Regions from separate parts of the Mus musculus genome. Here region 2 is linked to region 1. A link is a loop called in an ENCODE intact Hi-C map of the cell type or tissue named here. Cell type or tissue: heart. All regions are shown on one strand. Links, peaks and the distances in the headings refer to the core of each region. The heading gives the core; the rest is flanking DNA. Region 1 overlaps Tgfbr1 (transforming growth factor, beta receptor I). Region 2 has its middle 13 kb from the start of Gm52732.

Region 1 (4,396 bases), core at 123-4,122:
TGCCAGACAAGATGATCATAATTTCAATGCTGCTCTCTCAGAAAAACCTCTGATGCTAAAACAGGAACTAAAGTGTTGAAAGAGAAGGCTAAAGAGACTAGGACTGAACCTCACTGTACAAGGTGATTTGGAACCTAAACAACTTGAAATGTGGGTGCTAAGAGTTCCTTGGTAAACTGATACATGCATCTGAAATGTAACATTAAGGTTGGCAGGCTCCTAGGCTACACTGGTTCAGTAAATGCAATTTAACTTTGAAGTAGATGGGAAAACAAGAAACAACACAATTCAATAAAATATACACCCTAAGTCATGTACTGGCTAGTTTTATGTCAGCCTGACACATGCTAGAGTCATTAGGAAGCAAGGAAACTCAACAAAGAAAATGTCCCCACTAAAGTGGTCTATGGACATGCCTGGGGTGTACTTTTTTGATTAATAAACCATGGGGAGTACTCATTGTGGGAAATGCCACCTCTACACTGGTGGTCCTGGGTGCTAAAATAAAGCAACCTGAGCCAGCCAGAGGGAGTCGGGGGTGGGGGGAGCAATAAAAATTGTCCATTCATGGTCTCTGCTTTAGTTCCTGCCTCCAATTCCTGCTTTGACTTCCTTTGAAATGAACTATGACTGAGAATGTAAGCTGAAATAAATGTTTATGTCTCCAACTTGCTTTTAGTCATAGTGTTTTACCCCAGTAATAGAAAAACATAACTAAAACAAGTTATACTGACCCAGGCAGGAACCCAGGGTCTGTGTGTTATTGATTACATGGACTCAGACATATTTTTGAATGGGCCTATGTTTCTTCTTTTATACAAGAACAACTTACTTTGAAGACTCTTAAGATATTTAAAGAGAATACAGAACTATATTTCTTTTTAAAGTAGGTAATACAATGTTTGCCATATGAAAATTTAAAATGTGATGTTCCCTACAGCTACAGACAAAAGGGAAAAAAAAGGAAATATAAATGAGATCTATATTTTGTTGGCATGTACCTTTAATCCCAACACTTGGGAGACAGAGGCAGGAGGCCAGTCTATTCTAGAGTGAGTTACAGAACATCCAGAGCTACATAGAGAAACCCTATCTTGGGAGAAAAGCAAAAACCCAAAACCAAAACCTAACAAAAAAACGGGGGTGGGGGTTGGGGGAGAGGAGGGTGTCAAAAATAATAGGGCTTCATACTCTGGGAAGAGTCCTTTCTTTCTTTTTAATTTTATGTTCAAGTATTTTGCCTGCATGTATGGCAAAATTACCACTTGTGTGTCTGGTGTTCAGGGAGGCCAGAAAAGAGCAATATATCCCCTGGAATTGAAGTTACATAGAGACTGTTGAAAGCCACCATGCAGGTGCTTAGAGTTGAACCTGGGCTCTCTAGAACATTGAGTGTTTTTAGTCATTGAGTCTTCTCTTTAGCCCCATGCAAAGTATTTCTTGTTCTGCCAAAAGAACTCAAGAGATGGAACTCCAGTTGCACAACCAGTTAGCGCACAGTCCTTATACATCAGTGCTAGGCATAAGAACAAGAGATTAGTGATTCTAGGGGTTGGTTTTCTTTTGTTTTTTTGGCTTGTTTATGTTTGTTGTAGTTTTTTTCTTTTCTTTTCTCAACTGTTCTTCATGCATCTCTAAAGTTCTTTTCTTGGTATGTGTACACCACTAGCTCACATTCTTATCTGTAAACCATAACTGTGTTCTGAAAGATTCAAAAGCACAACAGCTAGAGAACACGACAGGAAAGGGAGATTTCCTGAAGTATCTAAGAAGAGAGGAAGAAGGAAGAGATTGCTCATACAGAGAGAGCTGCATAACGGACTTAAATGATGACTCAGCATTTAAGAACCAATACTGGCCATAAGGAGAGCAGAGTTCAGTTCCTAGAACACGTATCAGGCTCACAACTGCCTACAATACCAGCCCAGGAGAACCTATACGTCTGGCCTCTTTGGGCACCAGTACTCAATCACACATACCTGCATGCAGATATACTCACATACCTATAGTTAACAATCTATCTATCTATCTATCTATCTATCTATCTATCTATCTATCTATCTATCTATCTACCTACCTACCTACCTACCTACCTACCTATCTATTTTTGTTTAAGGCTGGCCTAGGCAAAGGTAACCAAATCAAGAGGATGAAGATGAAGAAAAAGAGAAGTGGGATGGAAAGCCTAGGTTCTGCCTGGTACACCTAATAAAGAAAACAGTAGTAAGGTCAGTTAGTTCCCATTGTGACCACCAGATGACAGCATCCACTTGACTGCAGTTTGAACAAATGGCACTTCAGGGCACAACAGGTTCAGTGGTTTGCACTTGTGGGTTGTAACTTGAAACATGCCTAATAGAAGCCTGAAAGAGGTTTAAAATTCAAATGCAAATGAGTCACCACCATTGTAGAATTTGAAATCACAAATCTGGGTAAGCCCTTTTAGTGAACAATTACTATTGTAGAATCAGAGCTTTCTTACACATCAATCAGAATAAGAATAAGAAAATAAGAAAATAGTAGGAAATAAGAGTAGGCTAGTATAGCGGCACACTGAAACCTCACCACTGGGACATGGAGTGAGGAAGATCATGAGCTCAATGCCAGTTGTGGCCATCGAGAGATTGAGAGAGATTGAGAGAGAGAGAGAGAGAGAGAGAGAGAGAGAGAGAGAGAAAGAGAAACAATATACTAAGAAAAAATGTTATTTCAACAGTTGGAAGAGGGAGAGATACCTAGTGTCAAAACAGAAGAAAGTAAGAGCCAAGGAGACAGACTGTGATTACTACTTTGCTTGTTTTTAAATTAGATACTGAATTGTTAGGAGCCACTGATAATCACTACCTACCACCCATTACTGTTCCTCCCACAATCACACATAAGAGTCCTAATGAGACAGCTTAAGTTCACAACACAGCTAGTGTCTACTTATGAAACCAACAAAACCGATCGGCCTCAGCCTTTGGAATGGGTAATCTTAACTGTTAACTTGACTGCAATTTAGGATGTTTCAGAGACAAACCTCTAGGTGTGACTGTGAGGGTTGTTCAGAGAAGTTTAAATGAGGTGAGAAGACTCACCCTTAAGATGGATAGCACTACTTCATGGCTGCCCCTATGACTGCAGATGCAGTGTGACCAGCCTCAGGCTACAGTCTGTCACCATGCCTTCCATCATGATCCCTTCAGATAGGAAACAAAAGAAACCCTTCCTTCCCAAAGGTATTTTGTCATAGTAATGAGATGTTAACTAATAGAGCCTCTAAATCTAATGGTATACTATAAACTTGAAAATACTGAGAAGCCAAAAAGAAAAAAGAAAAAGGAGTAACCACCTGACATTAGAAAAGGGAAAGATGGCCACTGCAAGCCTCTCTCACCAAGCCACAAATGACACTTGTTGTGATTTTTGTTGCTATTTTTCTAGTGATTTATTTATTTTTATTTTATGTACATTGGTGCTTTGCCTGCATGTGTGTCTGTGTGAAGGTGTCAGAACCCTGGCGCTAGAGTTACAAACAGTGGTAAGCTGCTACATGGGTGCTGAACCCAGGTTCTCTGGAAGAACAGCCAACGCTTTTAACCTCTGAGCCATCTCTCCAGCCCCTCACTGTTCGTTTTTAATAGGAAGGCAGGAGATATGTTTATTTGATTAGGGTGGCAAAAGTTGAGTCACAATGTAAGTTCACAACAGATATCAGAAGAGGAACACTGTGGCATAAAGGTATTAACAGAAGCCAAAAAGAAGAAGCAGGGTCTAAGGTCACTGTTGGCAGTCAGTCACCTGCAGCATCCATGCTTCTTGAGCGTGTTGTGCCCTGACCTTATCTCATACTTTCAAGACATTGTCTGTAGTGTTCACGTGGCTCTAGCAGCAAGGCAATTTAGGAGAAACTCCTTCTCAGGTTTACTTGTACTTCCTTACAGAAATGAGGAAGTATTTAACTCCTGCCAGATCAGAACACAATACACTGGCAAGTTATTGTTATTTTCCTCAAAAATAAGGCTATTTTGTCAATGATACTCTGTTGTGCTTACAGACAGTAACCTAGCATAACTGTCCTCTGAGAGGCTCTACCAAGCAGCCAATGGAAAGAAATGCAGAGATCGACAGCGGAGCATTAGATGGAGCTCAGGGAGTCTTATGGAAGAGGTGGGAGAAGAACTGAAGGACCCAAAGGAGATAGAGACTCCACAGGAAGACCAACAGTGTCAACTAACCTGGACCCCTGGGGACTCCCAGACACTGAATCACAACCAAAGAGCTAGCATGGGCTGGACCTAGGCCTGCTGAACATATGTAGCGGAAGAGCAGCTTGGTCCCCAACAGCAGGAGCAAGGGTTCTCTGAATATACTGCCTACCTGACTGTGGATTCCTTTCCCCTAAATGGATTGT
Region 2 (4,396 bases), core at 318-4,317, 84 kb after region 1:
ACCCAAACACAGAGAGATAAATGCACATATAAAGAACCAAAAATTAAATAAATCTTTTTAAAAAGTCCAGATGGCGGTCACTTAAGTTGCTACACACTGTCCATGTCATTCTCCTTGTTGCTGAAAGGGAACATCTGTCTTCCGTTCCCTTATTTTGACTCACACTCTTAGAGAGAAGTTTCAGCCCATGGTGGTATAGAAGCATGGTGGTTAGAAACGCTCCATCTGTGGCAGCAGGAGCTTGAGGCAGAGGCTGTTCACATGGCTCATGGGCAGACATAACCTTCAAAGGCCAACCCTCCAGTGACCTCCTTCAGCCAGCCAGGCCCCACCTCCTAAAGGTTCCACAACCTTCAAAAACAGTGCCACAGGCTGGGGACCAAGCATTTAGATCTTGAGCCTGTGGGGGAACTTTTTGGACTTAAGCCATAAATAACATTGAAGTTCCAAACACTTAGTGTTTCTGGATGTTATAACTGCTGATGGGACAGTCAATCAATAATTGCTGAACGAAATAGCTAGCAAAGAGAAGTGTGAACATTTGCAACACAAAGAGATAGTGAGTGTCTGAGGAGATGTGAATGTCATCACCCTGATCTGACCCTCGCTCTACTCATGTCACACACACTACAAACACATCAAATGTATATACAATTGTTTTTGCACCACGTAAAAATAACACAAATATTTCTTGAGTGAATGACTAAATAATCAGCCATTCAGGCCCTGTTAGATGGTTGTGTCATTCACTGAGAGGGAGAGCAAGCCTAAAAGAAGAAAAAAGAAGTTTCTTTATACCAGAGTTCTGGGTCCTTTTTAGAACTCGGCACACTGGCCAGGCTCATGCAGGAGATAGGAAGTCTACTTCACACTGTGTCCCTGCTAACCCAAAGGGATCTACCCCTAGTCTCAGGACTGAGCTCTTACTAAGTAAGATGATAAAAAGCATTTTAGTTGCCAGAGTTTGGAAAAAGGAGTGGAAAGCAGGGCAGCCAGAGTATGTGGGGAAAGCGGATACTCACTAGCAACAGTCAGGGTTGTACCAGGGAGGACATGGGGAATCAGTCCTGGGCTTGAAGATGGCTGGAAAAGCTATGTGGATTGGGAGATAGCATCTAGCACAGCATGGGGAAGAAAGCTCGGCTCCTCCTGGTTACACCTGGCCAGGCGAAGAATGGCAGGCACACCGAAGTGCTAAAACATCACTTCCAACACTACAAGTAAGCTCATCCAATGAGGAGCACTTTCAGTGATTCCCTATTTGTCAAAGGAAAACACTGAGTTAGTTGCAGGGAAGGATTAAATGCAGGGATGATGCTCAGCTTGACTTGGAAAACTCGCCAGTGATGACGTGGACAGCAAGCGGCAGAGCCAAAATTCAGAGGCAAAGAACTCTCCAGCATTTGACTGCCACACGAATTAGAGGACCCGACAGAAGTCAAGACAGGGAAACCTATTACTGGCTAGAAAAGGCTTTGAAGAGACTCAGTGCTTTCCTGGTGACTCAGAGCTCAGAAGCAGCTGGAAAAGTCTCTCTCTTGCTACTAGGTTAAGGGAGACTGGGACAATGCATTTGTCTTGACTGGAGAGTTCCTGAGTGCCGAGGGATGTGCATGGAATTCAGAACAGTCTGTGGCATTTAGAGTTGTCTTGGTCAGGTTGTATTTATATATTTATGCACAGGATAACAGTTAAAGAGGAGGAGGCCAGGAATTGGAAGGGGTCATGAAAGGAGTTGGAGAAAGGAAACTTAAAAATGATTTAAAAAAAAATGGAAGGGGTTGGTGGACTTGAAAAAGGAGCCACCATTTATTTATGTTTGTGTCTCCACAATGAAACATGATCAGGAGAAAAAAGATGAGTATCCCAGAGACTTCTGAGTGAATGAGCAAACTAACCAACCCAGAGCCAATCCCATCCAGCGCTTCAGATCTTCCCGATGTGCCTGCCCATTCATTGTAAGATAAAGTTTAGATGCTTTACTGTAGAACTCCAAGCTGACGTGAGCTCACTTCTGCCTGCCTGCCCACACCATCCCATCCCTCTTGCTGGCCAGGATGAATCTGTGTTTTAATCTTTTCAGTGTTCTGGTCATTTCAGAGACCTTAGGCATTTTGGATGGAGGAAGTTTTGTTTTCTCCTGCAAGTCTCCTCTCTGGTGAGGCTGCCCATCACAGCCCTGGACACTGGACACACAACTCAAGTGAGGCCAGTGGTGGTCATTTTTAGGAACTGACGTAACCCCCATGGGGAGAGGAAGCCTCCCCTTCCCTCTGTGGGTGTGAGCTCTTGGTTAACAGAGAGCAATGCAGGTCTGAAGCTGTCTGCACCCTGACCCACGAAGGCAGCTTGTCTTTGGTTGAAAGGAAGGAGACATACACAGAGAAAAGCAGAAGTCAGCCTGCCAGCCAGACAGCCAGATGGGAAGATGACCTTAACCCAAGTGTGACATTACCACATTAAGTCTGTACTCCTGTCCCACTTCTTGTTCTCATGAACAAACTCATTCCTCTTTTTATTTTTACTCTTTATTTTTCTGAACCTTAACTAATACTCAGCCACGATACTAGGCTGTTGACAGTTCCCACAATTCTGCTTCTATCCTGTTCACGTACAGATGACAGCCCTCAGCCAAGGGATCCAGAGGACACTGGAGACCTGAGGGTAGTTCCTGTGACCCAGTTTTTTCATCTTACCAGGTCTGTTTCAGGCCATATCATGGAGTCACACCAGACTCTTCCCCACCACCACCACCACCCCACATCCCCACCCATACCCGCACACCCTCCCACCGCCATCCCCACCCCTACCTTCCCACCCCCTGAGCTGCTCCGCTCATTTGCTATTCTGTTCTTCCCAAGCTGTTGTCCTCATAAGATCGGCCCCCTCTCCTACGTGGGTTGGCAGCCGTTTCTCTTGCTCTGGTTATATTGCTGGATGGAAGATCCAGGAAGGTTGAAGCCACAAGCTTAAGACCTGAAGGTCTTTGATACAGACACAGAGCACCCTCAAAGCCCTCCAGCTTATAGAGGTTATAGCCATACATACCTACATATTCCTTCCTGTGTTTGGCCTGGGTGAGGGTTGGCTTAACAGCCTTCTAGTACCCCCAAGTCGTCCAGGCCAATGCGTAGTGAAGGCTTGGAGACCCTTCAGCCACTATGTTTTAGCTAGCTGAGTGTTATATTTCAGGTGTGAAGTATGCCAGGTAGCCAGTGAGAGGGGTATGACACCAGGTATGTCAGCCTAGGGGATGTCACAGCAGTGTTGTGGGAAGGAAGAGACAATGATTAAGGCTTTGCTAAGATGGTACAGGACATGACGTGGCCCATCAGAAGAGTCTATGTGGTTTGCCTAAGAGACCCTGTGAAAGACCAGACAGGTAGATTTTGGCATGGGACAGGAAAGATTAGCAAGGCAAACACTCAGTGAAGTCTCTTGAATGCCAAGCACAGGATTGGAATGATTGGTCAGAGTGCACGTAGCTGTAGTTGACTCTTGTCTGTGAACGTAGGTCCTCCAGGGCATGCAGAGGGGGAAAGTCTCACCACCCTCTCCTAGGGTCAGGAGAAGTGGGCATCTCTCTTCCTGGCTTCCCTCAGCTCTGCTCCACCGTGTCCTTTCTATGGTCTCTGTTCTGGTGGGCTCTGACTGGTGTGGGTGACATCTATACTTCCTGACTCAGCACCCTCCTGTCCTCTTCCTCGTGCCACTGTGCCCATGCCAAGAACTCCCCACCTGTAACTTAGCACTGGATCTGTCCCCAGCCATCTACCACTGGGACTTTCCCCTGTAGCCATTTCTGTTTCTGACTCATTAGAAAGATTCTATGCTCTTCCTGCTGTGGATTTTGAAGTGGACGGTCTGGGTTGTTTTGTTTTATATTGTTTTGGTTTTGTTCTGAATTTCCTTCCTACTTCAAGGACTTAGGAGGATGCAGTCACTCCGATGACTTTCTGGGCCAGTCCCCACTGAATGGGAAGAAATAGCTCAGCATGCTTCTTGCCTACTGATGATGTTTCCAGAATCATGCACTTGGAGTGGAGATGGAACCAACAGGCATCCATATCCAGTGGTGCCTTGAGAGGACTTTGGGCCTGAGCCTGAAGCCAGCCCTGCACGTGCCAGCCACATGACTGGACCCAGGAAGGAGCCGAGCCTCCACTTGCATTTTTTCTTCATTTGTAAAGTAGAGGTTTAGAATGTACCCACTTTGCAGAGCTGGGGACCTCGTTTACCGATGATAAACTTTTACTGAGTGAAGCAGATACTGAGTGTGTCTATCCTGTTCACTGAGTGTGTCTATCCCGTTCACTGAGTGTGTCTATCCCGTTCACTGAGTGTGTCTATCCCATTCACTGAGAGTGTGTCTATCCCGTTCACTGAGTGTGTCTAT

What was found. Peaks named below come from ENCODE experiments on the same cell type or tissue, not always from the same donor. Only the 100,000 strongest peaks of a DNase experiment are listed, where the experiment ranks them.
Region 2: a loop joins it to region 1, with 2.3 times the contacts of the local background. A loop is called at or near these places in 2 of 42 quality-filtered maps.

The regions. Positions count from the first base shown.
Region 1 is chr4:47,397,906-47,402,301 of GRCm38, reverse strand. All of the region lies in intron 4 of Tgfbr1 (transforming growth factor, beta receptor I), which reads right to left. Among named protein-coding and RNA genes, the nearest start is that of Gm32435, 26 kb to the right of the region's middle. In heart, for the core only: a CTCF peak has its summit at 2,258 (motif pointing right); no DNase peak of the experiment used is centred there; H3K27ac peaks cover 566 bases.
Region 2 is chr4:47,313,608-47,318,003 of GRCm38, reverse strand. No RefSeq gene overlaps it. Among named protein-coding and RNA genes, the nearest start is that of Gm52732, 13 kb to the right of the region's middle. In heart, for the core only: no CTCF peak of the experiment used is centred there; DNase peaks (open chromatin) are centred at 1,343, 2,293 and 3,779; H3K27ac peaks cover 327 bases.